Regions from separate parts of the Homo sapiens genome. Here regions 2 and 3 are each linked to region 1. A link is a contact called in ENCODE Hi-C or POLR2A ChIA-PET data. All regions are on one chromosome and are shown on one strand. The core of a region is the stretch at or near the end of the contact, and the rest is flanking DNA. Distances in the headings are between cores, read along the strand shown. Region 1 overlaps MSI2 (musashi RNA binding protein 2). Region 2 overlaps MSI2 (musashi RNA binding protein 2). Region 3 overlaps MSI2 (musashi RNA binding protein 2).

Evidence for each region. Hi-C counts contacts between places; a loop is a spot of excess contacts on that map. ChIA-PET counts read pairs that join two places held with the same protein, here RNA polymerase II (POLR2A). Pooled maps may share reads with other maps.
Region 2: a loop to region 1 is called in a pooled map, with 2.2 times the contacts of the local background. The contact joins two enhancer-like sites. A Hi-C loop is called at or near these places in 1 of 168 maps with a recorded cell type or tissue (transverse colon) and 4 of 50 pooled maps. POLR2A ChIA-PET finds 5 or more read pairs at or near these places in 2 of 52 experiments (A549 and naive thymus-derived CD4-positive, alpha-beta T cell).
Region 3: a pooled map shows a loop between it and region 1 (2.1-fold over the local background). The contact joins two enhancer-like sites. A Hi-C loop is called at or near these places in 2 of 168 maps with a recorded cell type or tissue (aorta and transverse colon) and 2 of 50 pooled maps. POLR2A ChIA-PET finds 5 or more read pairs at or near these places in 2 of 52 experiments (GM12878 and WTC11).

What each region holds. Positions count from the first base shown.
Region 1 is chr17:57,337,080-57,340,470 of GRCh38, reverse strand. The region is part of intron 5 of MSI2 (musashi RNA binding protein 2); the gene reads right to left. Among named protein-coding and RNA genes, the nearest start is that of MSI2, 82 kb to the right of the region's middle. RefSeq lists an enhancer at 1,687-1,836 and a silencer at 1,738-1,905. Within about 2 kb of position 1,755, at least 3 of the 41 ENCODE cell types and tissues checked have a DNase peak (open chromatin) inside an H3K27ac peak, as active enhancers do; they include GM12878, where a contact is called at or near this core.
Region 2 is chr17:57,439,064-57,442,454 of GRCh38, reverse strand. All of the region lies in intron 6 of MSI2 (musashi RNA binding protein 2), which reads right to left. Among named protein-coding and RNA genes, the nearest start is that of MSI2-AS1, 170 kb to the left of the region's middle. RefSeq lists an enhancer at 1,197-1,256 and a silencer at 1,667-1,726. Within about 2 kb of position 1,839, at least 24 of the 41 ENCODE cell types and tissues checked have a DNase peak (open chromatin) inside an H3K27ac peak, as active enhancers do.
Region 3 is chr17:57,421,249-57,424,639 of GRCh38, reverse strand. The region is part of intron 6 of MSI2 (musashi RNA binding protein 2); the gene reads right to left. Among named protein-coding and RNA genes, the nearest start is that of MSI2, 170 kb to the right of the region's middle. RefSeq lists a silencer at 1,646-1,846 and an enhancer at 1,696-1,875. Within about 2 kb of position 1,744, at least 10 of the 41 ENCODE cell types and tissues checked have a DNase peak (open chromatin) inside an H3K27ac peak, as active enhancers do; they include GM12878, where a contact is called at or near this core.

The sequences.
Region 1 (3,391 bases), core at 506-3,005:
CTAATATTTGTTAGTGCCAGAGCTTGATCCATTATATTTCATCTCATTTCAGCCTCCAAAGAGCCCTGCAGTGTTGACACTGTACCTCCATTCTGCAGATGCAGAAGTGGAGGCTCTGGGAAATGAACCTTTGGCTGTACTGGCAAAAGGGTTAAGTACAGCACAAGGGTTAAGGCAGTGCAGTGTAGTGGCTGGGAGGAGGTGCGTCTGGAGGCCGACTCCTTGGGTTTGCACAATGGCCCATCACTTACTAGCTCCATGGATCTGAGCCTCTTTGAAGCCTAGTAAGGTAAGAATAATACCTTTCTCAGAGGGCTACTGTGAGGACTAAATGAGACATCATGGAGTTAAGGTAAGCCAACCTAGGGCAAATGGTCAAGAAATGTTAGTCAGTATCACTCAAGGTCAACAAGCTAGGAAGGGCTGGAACCCACACTTGAGCCCAGGTGGGCTGAATTCCAACACCTCTGCTGCCCAGTTTTGGGCAGGCTCACAACTTTATAGCAGTCAGTTCCATTCCCGGTCACTGATGAGCTTCTGAGGGACCGCCACACTGGAGGCCAGGGACCTTGGGGAATCCATCTCAGCTGGGAAAATGGTTTTCCAGGAGGCCATGGCCCAGAATACACCCTAAGCACAGACCATGGGAAGCTGGAAAAGTTTCTGGGAGTCAGGAGACCCAAAGGTCCTCAACTGGTGATGGAGACTCACGGGTGGAGACACAGAAGCAGCCCTACCAATGACTGATCACAGGAAGGCAACAGTTCACCCACTGCAAACGTGCATGAGCATCTTTCCTTGGAGAGAAAATGTCCCAAAGAATGAAAAATGGATATACTGTCATCATGGCAGGGTGTGAAACGAAAGGCTGAGAAGTTAGAAACACCAGGAGCATGGCAAACGGGACTCAACCCCTTGCACACAGACCATCATCCACGACAGCAGGGCAAGTCCGTGCCACAGGGAGGGGGCCCGAGGGAGGGAGGAGCAGCCCAAACCAACGCTGCCAGTTCTTCAACCAGAAGAGAAAGCATCACGCAAGTGGAGGCAGGAGCTGAAGGATGGTCAGTGCAGATCAAACAGAAGACAATGGAAATGGCTTTGACTTTCTTAAGCGTGCATGCAAGAATGAAACACTTGGAAACCGAGTTGGCTTTTAAGACAATCCTGAATCAATCCGTGAGACGATGATCTAAATATGCCGACCCCCTGGAGGCTGCCCAAACGCGAAGCCACCACTCACCCTCTGCTCAGTGAAACCGGGTGGTGCCTCGCGGGCTGCTTGCCTTTCCCAGGAGCTCCTGTGTGATGGACAGTTCTAAGGAATACCCTATAATCTGCATTTATGCCATTTGTCTCTTTGATACAAAAAATACAGATATTTGCGTCATTTATTTTAACGTCCGTGATTTTCTTTTGAAAGCCACAAAGAGAAAGAAAAGTCTGATCCCCTCTCCCCCACCACTTCTTTAGATGCCTGAAAACTTAAGCCTGGCACCCCTGACAAGCCAAATTGATCTGGAAAGCCTCTTCAGAGAGGCCAGTTGCATTAAAAGAACAAATAAAGGACTCTCCTTGCAAAGGAGACAAGGAAGACAAAGGGGAACTCAGGGGTGGGGCCCTTCCCCATCTCGGCAGCCCCTGTAGGTGAAGACAGGGAGGCAGGGCAGTCCCTGCGTGAGCTGCTCATGCCACATTATCTGCTTTGTGGTAGAACTCAAACCACAGCCTTGAATAAAAAGCCATAGCAGGGACCAAAATGAGGAAGAGAGGTTTTCAGCACCAACAAGATGGAGAGGCTGACAGGCAGGCACAGCTCCCCGGGTCAGTGAATTAACACCAGCCCGCTCCTCCAGGCAGAGACCCGGCTACGAGTTATGCAGCCTTCAGGGTCCCCAAGCAACTGGGATGCAACAAGTCTGCGTGGGGCCTGCCAAGCTCCTTATTCTTTATTTATGGTCTCATGGACAGAGACCGCAGAGATTATGGTCTCAGGCAGAGACTGCAGTGAGCCTAGATCGTGCCATTGCACGCCAGCCTTGGGCGACAGAGCAAGACTGTCTCAAAAAATAAAATAAAACAGGCCAGTGCAGTGGTTCATGCCTGTAATCCCAGCACTTCGGGGGGCCAAGGTGGGTGGGTTATTTGAGGTCAGGAGTTCGGGACCAGCCTGGCCAACATGGTGAAACCCCATCTCTACTAAAAATACAGAAATTTAGCTGGGCATAGTGGCGCACACCTGTAATCCCAGCTACTCAGGAGGCTGAGGAGGAGGATTTCCTAAACCCAGGAGGTGGAGGTTGTAGTGAGCCGAGATCACGCCACTGCATTCCAACCTGGGCGACAGAGAGAGACTCTGTCTCAAAAATAAATAAAAAACAAAATAAAACCCATACAAATCTCGTCCTTGGCGGTAAGGTATATTTAAAACGTATCTGTATTTTACATTGAGATGAGAGAACGTTACACACCAATTAAAAATCATGTTTTTACAACCATCTAGTAACACGTGAAAATTATTACTAAGTACTAGTAAATGCAAAAGCACATACACATGCACACAACACAGCGTGATTCTAATTCTGGGTTCTTTTCCAATTCTGTTTTTAAATACGTATGCACACAAAAATGATAATATACCAAAACATTCATTTATTTGCACTTTTCTATATGTTTTGAATCTTCTGTAAGGAGCATGCATTCATTTTCTAATTAAAAAATAAATATGAACAACCTTTCCTTCTGAAAAGCAAGCAGCCGCTGTTTTGGCTTGGCAAAAGACCAATTCATGATGTGAAGAAGGAGCCCCCAGCCCGAGTCACCGTCCAGCTAAGGACTCGACCGTGGTGCCAAGAGCAGCGCTTGTTGCCAAGGTGGTAAACACGACAGGGACAGCCGCCAGGGATTCTCACTGCCCCTGAGACCCAGGCTAGCCAGCGACACAGAGACAACAGCCTTCCCAGAGGAGAGAGCCCAGCCTCTGAGACACCCAGCCGTGAAGGCTAGAGGCCGAGAAAGTGGAGAGAAAATGAGTCTCAGAGACAATCAGATGGTTTTAAAGCTGTGAGTATTCGCATGGACCACACCAATGCCATCAGACAGTGGAAGTAAAATGTAATGACCCCAAAGGGGTTCCTGGGGTCAATCCTAGATTGCAGCATTTGAGAAACATGGGCCACTCTGTGGGGCCGTGGAAAAGAAAACAAGGGTTTTCTTGTCAGGCTGATCAGGGTCAGGGCCCTAGTCTAATACTGGCTTCTGTAAGTTGGGAAGAAGGTAATCAACTTCCTTGAGCTTCAGTTTCCTCATCTGGAAACCTGGGTTAAAATCCCAAGCCTAGAAGAGAATTTTAAGAGCCAAAAGAAATGGTGGTGCCCAAGCTCTGGAGGAG
Region 2 (3,391 bases), core at 590-3,089, 100 kb before region 1:
ACAAAAACCTCTCCAAGTTCTGAATCTTACAGCAACTCCCCTTTACAAAAGTGAGGTTGTTTATGCTTAAAAACCAAGAAGGCAAATGTCTCTAGAAGGTTTATAAAAATCAGCTGTGTTGGCCAGGCGCAGTGGCTCACGCCTGTAATCCCAGCACTTTGGGAGGCTGAGGCGGGCAGATCACAAGGTCAAGAGATAGAGACCATCCTGGCCAACACGGTGAAACCCCGTCTCAACTAAAAATACAAAAATTAGCCGGGCGTGGTGGCACGCGCCTGTAGTCCCAGCTACTTGGGAGGCTGAGGCAGGAGAATCGCTTGAACCCGGGAGGTGGAGGACCCAGTGAGCCGAGATCGCACCACTGCACTCCAGCCTGGAGACAGAGCAAGACTCTGTCTCAAAAAAAAAAAAAATCAGCTGTGTTGATGTACAGGACCATGAACCCACGCGGAGGCCAGTTTAAATGTACAGCCAAGCAAGGGAGGTCTCCAGGGTGAAGGGAAGAATGCCTCCCTGAGATCCCTTCACCCTTCTGTCCTCCCCATGAAGCTACAATTATGAAATAAATAGTGAAATAATAATGAAAGAAACCCCTGCAGGCATCATCTTTGCCTAAAACAATGACTACTATTGCTACACACCTACTGTGTGCCAGGCAACATGCTTTAAGTACTTCCCATATGGCAATTAATCTACATAATGTCCCTTATGAGGCTGAAATTACATGCATAAGTTTAAATAACAACGAAAAGGAAGAAAGAAAGCACAGAATCAGGCTGAGAGAAAAGGGAAAAGAAAGGGACCCTGGTGAGAGATGCCTTCTGTGCTGGACCTCACAGAGGGACTTTGTCTTATAGGGTCCTGTCTTCCTAAAACAAAGTCTCCAAGAAGTTCAGAGATTTACAACATTATTGAGTCCTGAAGCTGCGATTCAAAACCCAGTTCCAGCTGAGTGCAGAGGTCTGTCTATATGCCAATGATACTTTCATACTTCTTGAAAAAAAATCTACCTCCCAGCAGTGAAAACCAGCCAGCCCAGCTGGTTGCAGGGTGGTGAGGTGACAGAGCAGGCAGTGTGTAGGGCATGGGGACACCTCCCAAGGGATTTAGGAGAGGCAAGAGGGGTGGACCAGAGTTCATACAAGCTATTCAAGAGCCTCAGGGCAGCAATTTAGCACCAAATGCATGAAAAAGAGTCAGCCCTGGGCCTTGGAGGGAGTGGAACCTCTCCCTCTCCTTGGTCAGCCATCTTGTCCTCATGAGTCACCAGGCCCAGGCAAGGGTGTGGGTGGTTCTGCAAACCCGTCCCCGTCAATGGAAACAGAATACAAAGACTTCATCCTCACATTAGTGGGTTACCAGCGTCACTGCCTCCTACAAAGCGCTGCCTGAAAACATCCGTCTCCAGCACGACCAGGTCCCTGCAGCCCTGGGAGAGCGGCAGGGGGCAGTGTTGACAGGAGCAAGCTGGCCAGAGCTACAGCTCCCACCCGGGATGGCCCCTGACCCGAGGCCTCCTCTGAGCCCAAGGGAACCCCTCTGGCCTAGTTTCCTCAGGAGTAAAAAGAGATAGTCCAGGTCTACTCCCTCAAACGTTTCTGTGGCTTAAAATACCAGAAACACCAACATCCCAGGCATAAATAAGGGTACCTGTGGCCTCTTGGCGGACCAGAGGACCAGGGCAAAACCTGCTTCCCCACCTCCTCAGTCCTTACCCTGCACGCCAGGAAATCACATCCACACCCATGCACAGGGGCACATAAATGAACAAACCCACGCTCAGACTCAGTACACAGAGTATGTGAGCCTGCACAGACTGCCATTCATTCAAGTCCCATGGCAGCCTGCCAAATTATAAATAGCCCAGCTCGTTTTTAAGATGACCAGCGTTCAGCAAAGCCCTCTGGCCTTCAGCAGTATATGAGCCTCCTCTTAACCTCTTTTAGCTAGATGCTCAACAAGGAATCCAGTCTGACCCAGCCACGCTACACACACACACACACACACACACACACACACACACACACACACACACACACACGGATAACAAACCCCAGGTAAGACTGTCTGATAAACAGCATCTGACTGATGCTAAGCCCACAGATACGGGGTCCAAAAGGGTATCCAAGTCACAAGAATGACAAACACAAAGCTATTTCAAAGGGAATGAGGGGCACGGCTTCCTGTGCCCCAGCAAGCTCTCAGCAGGCAGACCCAGCTGGCCACCCAGTTCACTTCTCAGACCTCTATTAGAGCACAGGGCACCCATCGCTGCCTCCTCAGCTCACAGTTCAGAACAAGCCCTGCCTCCCCACCCTTTCAAGCACAGTTCAAACTGCCTTGCATGGCTTCTAGGTCAAAACACCACAAGTGACTGGTGGTTTGAAATAAACAGCTAACTCTGGGGAGACCAAACAGTGGAGATAGATCACTCAGCCTCACCCTAAGCTATAATCAAAGAGATAACCATTGGTATTGAATCTTAGCTAGAACAGACCCCCCCTCTTATCCCACCCCAAGCATCACAGACAGAAGTTTCCAATGAGGAATTTCTCAATTCTCTTCATTGTTTCAATTTTCCCCTCTGGCCCTCACACACTATCCCAAGACTTCGGGCCATCCGCTAAGAATCCTGGAAATGTATTCACTTATCAGATTCTTAGGAAATAGTCCAAAGTCTGAGCCTTCTACTATGCTGTGAGCTCCTTCTCTACTAAAAATACAAAAAATTAGTTGGGCAAGGTGGCGCACGCCTGTAATCCCAGCTACTCAGGAGGCTGAGGCAGGAGAATCACTTGAACCCGGGAGGCAGAGGTTGCAGTGAGCCAAGATCGTGCCACTGCACTCCAGCCTGAGCGACAGAGCGAGAGATGCCACCAAAAAAAAAAAAAAAAAGACAAAGCCTATCTCCCCAGTGCCTGGCACAGGACCTGCAATGCCATCCTCCATCTAATGAATGAAAGTCACCTCAAGGGAGGTCCCTGTGGGATGTTGATGAAGGCTTGGGTTGACCCAACTCTCTGCCCGCAAATATCTAATCTCTACCAACAGCCAAGGAAGTGCTTTCTGCAGAGTCCTCCTCGTCCTCTAAATCAGGTGAGGCCATAGTTTGACTACGACATGCCACAACCAGGTTGAGTGCAAATCCTCATCCAGACCTACAAATACCTCTCAGCCTCCAACCTGTAAAATCCCATGAATCACATAGGCTTGATCTGAGCAATCAAAAACTGCCAGAAGCCAAGCCTTCCCCAGCATCAACCAGAGGGACGGAGAAATGTGCCTTAAATCATGCCTCGGGAAACAGAAACCTAATGAAAGTGTCCCCTACTGCAACAAGTCCTGAGCAACTCAACTCAACAGACATACAACAAAATTCCTAGGCCGGGCA
Region 3 (3,391 bases), core at 495-2,994, 84 kb before region 1:
TCCAGAGCCAGCAGCTGTGACACTAGATAGTCATGTGTTAATGGCTCCCAAGCCTCACACCACACAGACTCCAGGAGGCCAGGCAGCAGCTCTGTTTTCCAACTTCTGGAGCTATGAGAAAACTTTCAAAGGATCTCCAGAAGAAGAAGAAAAAGACTGAAAGAGGGAAACCGCAAGTCAGAATTCCCACTCTGAGCCAGACACAGGCTCTTCTGTGCCTCTGTTAAGCCCCAAGGCAGAGAGAACGCTCATCTCCCATTTAGGAAACAAATACTCAGAGAAGCTAAGAGACTGGCTCAAGGGAACAGAGCTACTAGGTAGAAGATCTTCAAATGTATGTCTGATTTTTCCCTCCTCATCCCAGAAGGATACCTTGGAGTATTAGAGAGACTGCATTTTTCTCATCCTGATTCATTTAGTCCTTCATTCTTTTGTTTGAAGAGCTTAACAGAAGACAGCTCCTACACAGGGCTCTCTCTTTCCAGGTAATAACAAGCTCTGAGAACATTCGGAGAGTTCAGGGTTCATGCTGCCCCAAAGGATCTCTGAGAAGAACCAGCCCTCCACACAACCAGCTGGAACATCACAGTGATTGCCCCTGCAGGAGATGTATATAATAAAAATTGAATGCTGCAGCATGAACTTCATACATACTTGTCCTCTTGGTTTATTCATCAGAAATAATTATCTGTGCTTGCTTTCACAAGAGCACATATTTTATAGGGTACATTAAAATTTAATGGATTTTTAATAATATTGTAACTACCGCAAGAGAAAAACTGGAAAAAGCTGCGCCACATGTCTTTGTGGCATTTTGGTGGTTTGGCTCCAGCTTCGCAAAGAAAGAACTCATTTGGTGAGGAGGGGCGGGCAGGAGAGAGTGAAGAACCCATGCAAAACGCTGGGTGGGTATGAAAAATTTTATATTTGACTACTGGCATGAGAGATCTGTGCTGAGGGAGGGAAGTCAAGAAGGAAAGATGACAAATCAACAGGCATACTTTAACAAATGGCAAATTATGCTGGACTTAACCTGACTTTGGGCAACTTGGGATGTAGCTCAGAACAGAAGGAGGATGGTGATGGTGATCCACGCAACAGACACTTCAATTGTGGAAAGGCATGAGCAGGCGCTGGCCAACAGAATAGAATGCAGCTACAGGGCTGGAAGAGATCTGAAATCTCATCCAATGTCTACAAAGCCGAAATTTGTAGAAAAGATAGCCAAGGCCCAGAGAAGTAAGACGAGGCCCAAGATCACAAAGGAAATTAGCAGGTCTTTACATTTCTGTCGGGCTTCTTCTATTACTGTGTGTGGCCCAGGTTAAAAGCATATACTTAAATCTAACTCGAATGGCGAAGATAATGTTCTCAAGTCTTTAATAAACTGCTGGGTTGCAAGCTGCACATTTTTAGCCATTTCTGGGAAATTTAATTCCATTAATTTTCATAAGCCATCCCATGGTTTTTATTTTGATATGCATCACAAAAGATCACTCTATTTTAACTTTTTGGGAAAAGTTTTTTCTCTCCCTATGGGACTCGAACCCACATATCTGAAGGACTCATTAAAGAATAGAGTCCTATCTAGAGGCCAAGATGAGGTGGCCCCTTTAGTTCCTCATAGAAGGCTGCTATACACGCACCCAGTACAGTCATCTGGAGCCTCCTGAAGTGTCACCAGTCCAGAGACCAGTGTCTATTTCTGGACAAAGAAAGAAACCCATGGTGCCCTGCCACCAATGATGCATCCACAGCCAGGCTGACTCACCCATTCGTAAGTGCACTGCCAAAAATAACACCTTGCCAAAATTACGTTGCCTAATCTTTGACAAAGTAATATCCAAATTAAAATGAAAAAAAGGCTTAAATGTCAAGTGATGATGGTGATTTACGCTGTACTGATTTATATAATGCGCCACATCTCAGATGGGCCAATTTTTCCATGACATCAAAGCAGACCACGAGCAGGGTTAGCGGTGACAATGATGGCTGGAGAATGAGCATGGGTCTGGAGTTTGCTAGCCCTGGACTGAGCGCTCTCTCTGTCCCTTGGCAGCTTTGTGCCATTGGGCATGTACTTTCCTGTCCCGGACCCTCATTTTCCTCACCTGTGACAAGACAAAAGAATACCTACCTCACAGGGAGACTGTAAGAATTACCCATTTATCTTTTTTTTTGAGGCTGAGTCTCACTCTGTCACCCAGGCTGGAGTGCAGTGGTGCGATCTCAGCTCACTGCAACCTCCGTCTCCTGGGTTCAAGTGATTCTTCTGCCTCAGCCTCCTGAGTAGCTGAGACTACGGGCACCTGCCATCATGCTCGGATAATTTTTGTATTTTTAGTAGAGATGGGGTTTCACCATATTGGCCAGGCTGGTCTCGAATTCGTGATCTCATGATCCGCCCTCCTCAGCCTCCCAAAGTGCTAGGATTACAGGCGTGAGCCACCGCACCTGGCCCCATTTATCTACTAATAAAAGCAGTTCGTGTAGTACCTAGTACACAGTGGAGATGCAATTAATGAGAGTTATTATTTAAAATACCTGGTATTTACTATCACTAAATACGATTTGAGTGGATTGATAGTTCCTTTCAATTTTCATATGTAGAACTATAATTGTAAAGCTGTGTAACATTTGATAGTATTAAATATTAAACCACTGTGTAATTAAAGCCCAAAATGTCAAACACTGCAGCATAAACTACCTGACAGGCCTCCAAATGCCCTTTCACCAAGGTGTGATTTCTATTTATTTTGCTTTGTTGTTATTTTTGTGGTTTTGAGATGAAGCCTCACTCTGTTGCCCAGGCTGGAGTGCAGTGGTACAATCATAGCTCACTGCAGCCTCGAACTCCTGGGCTCAAGCGACCCTCCTGCTTTAGCCTCCCATGTAGCTAGGAGTACAGGCACATTTTTTGTACAGATAGGGTCTCACTATGTGACCCACACTGGTCTCAAACTTCTGGCCTCAAGCGATCCTCCCCACCTCGGCCTTCCAAAGTCTTGGGATTATAGGCTTGAGCCACTGCACCAGGACTATTTATTTTGTCTCAGTAAAAGTATACTGTGCCTGAGGAGAAGGAGGAGGAGGAGGAGAATGAATGGGGAGGAGGGACAGAGGGAGAGAGGCAGAGAGGAAGTCCACCAGTAGTCTAGAAGGTTCTACATTCCCAGGCCTTGTCTCTTACTGTTGCCACCTTCAGGAAAAACCTCTCCTTCTGATCTACTCCGTCCTGTGCAAGCATCAGGCCTTCCACACGCCCCATGTTCACGCCCTACATACACACACAAGCTGTAACTATCTACAGCTGGAGATACTCCGTCAAAGTAATCACATGACCTCTCAGTGTCAACATGCGCTTTGACAGAGGGTGAGGGGACTGCCACGG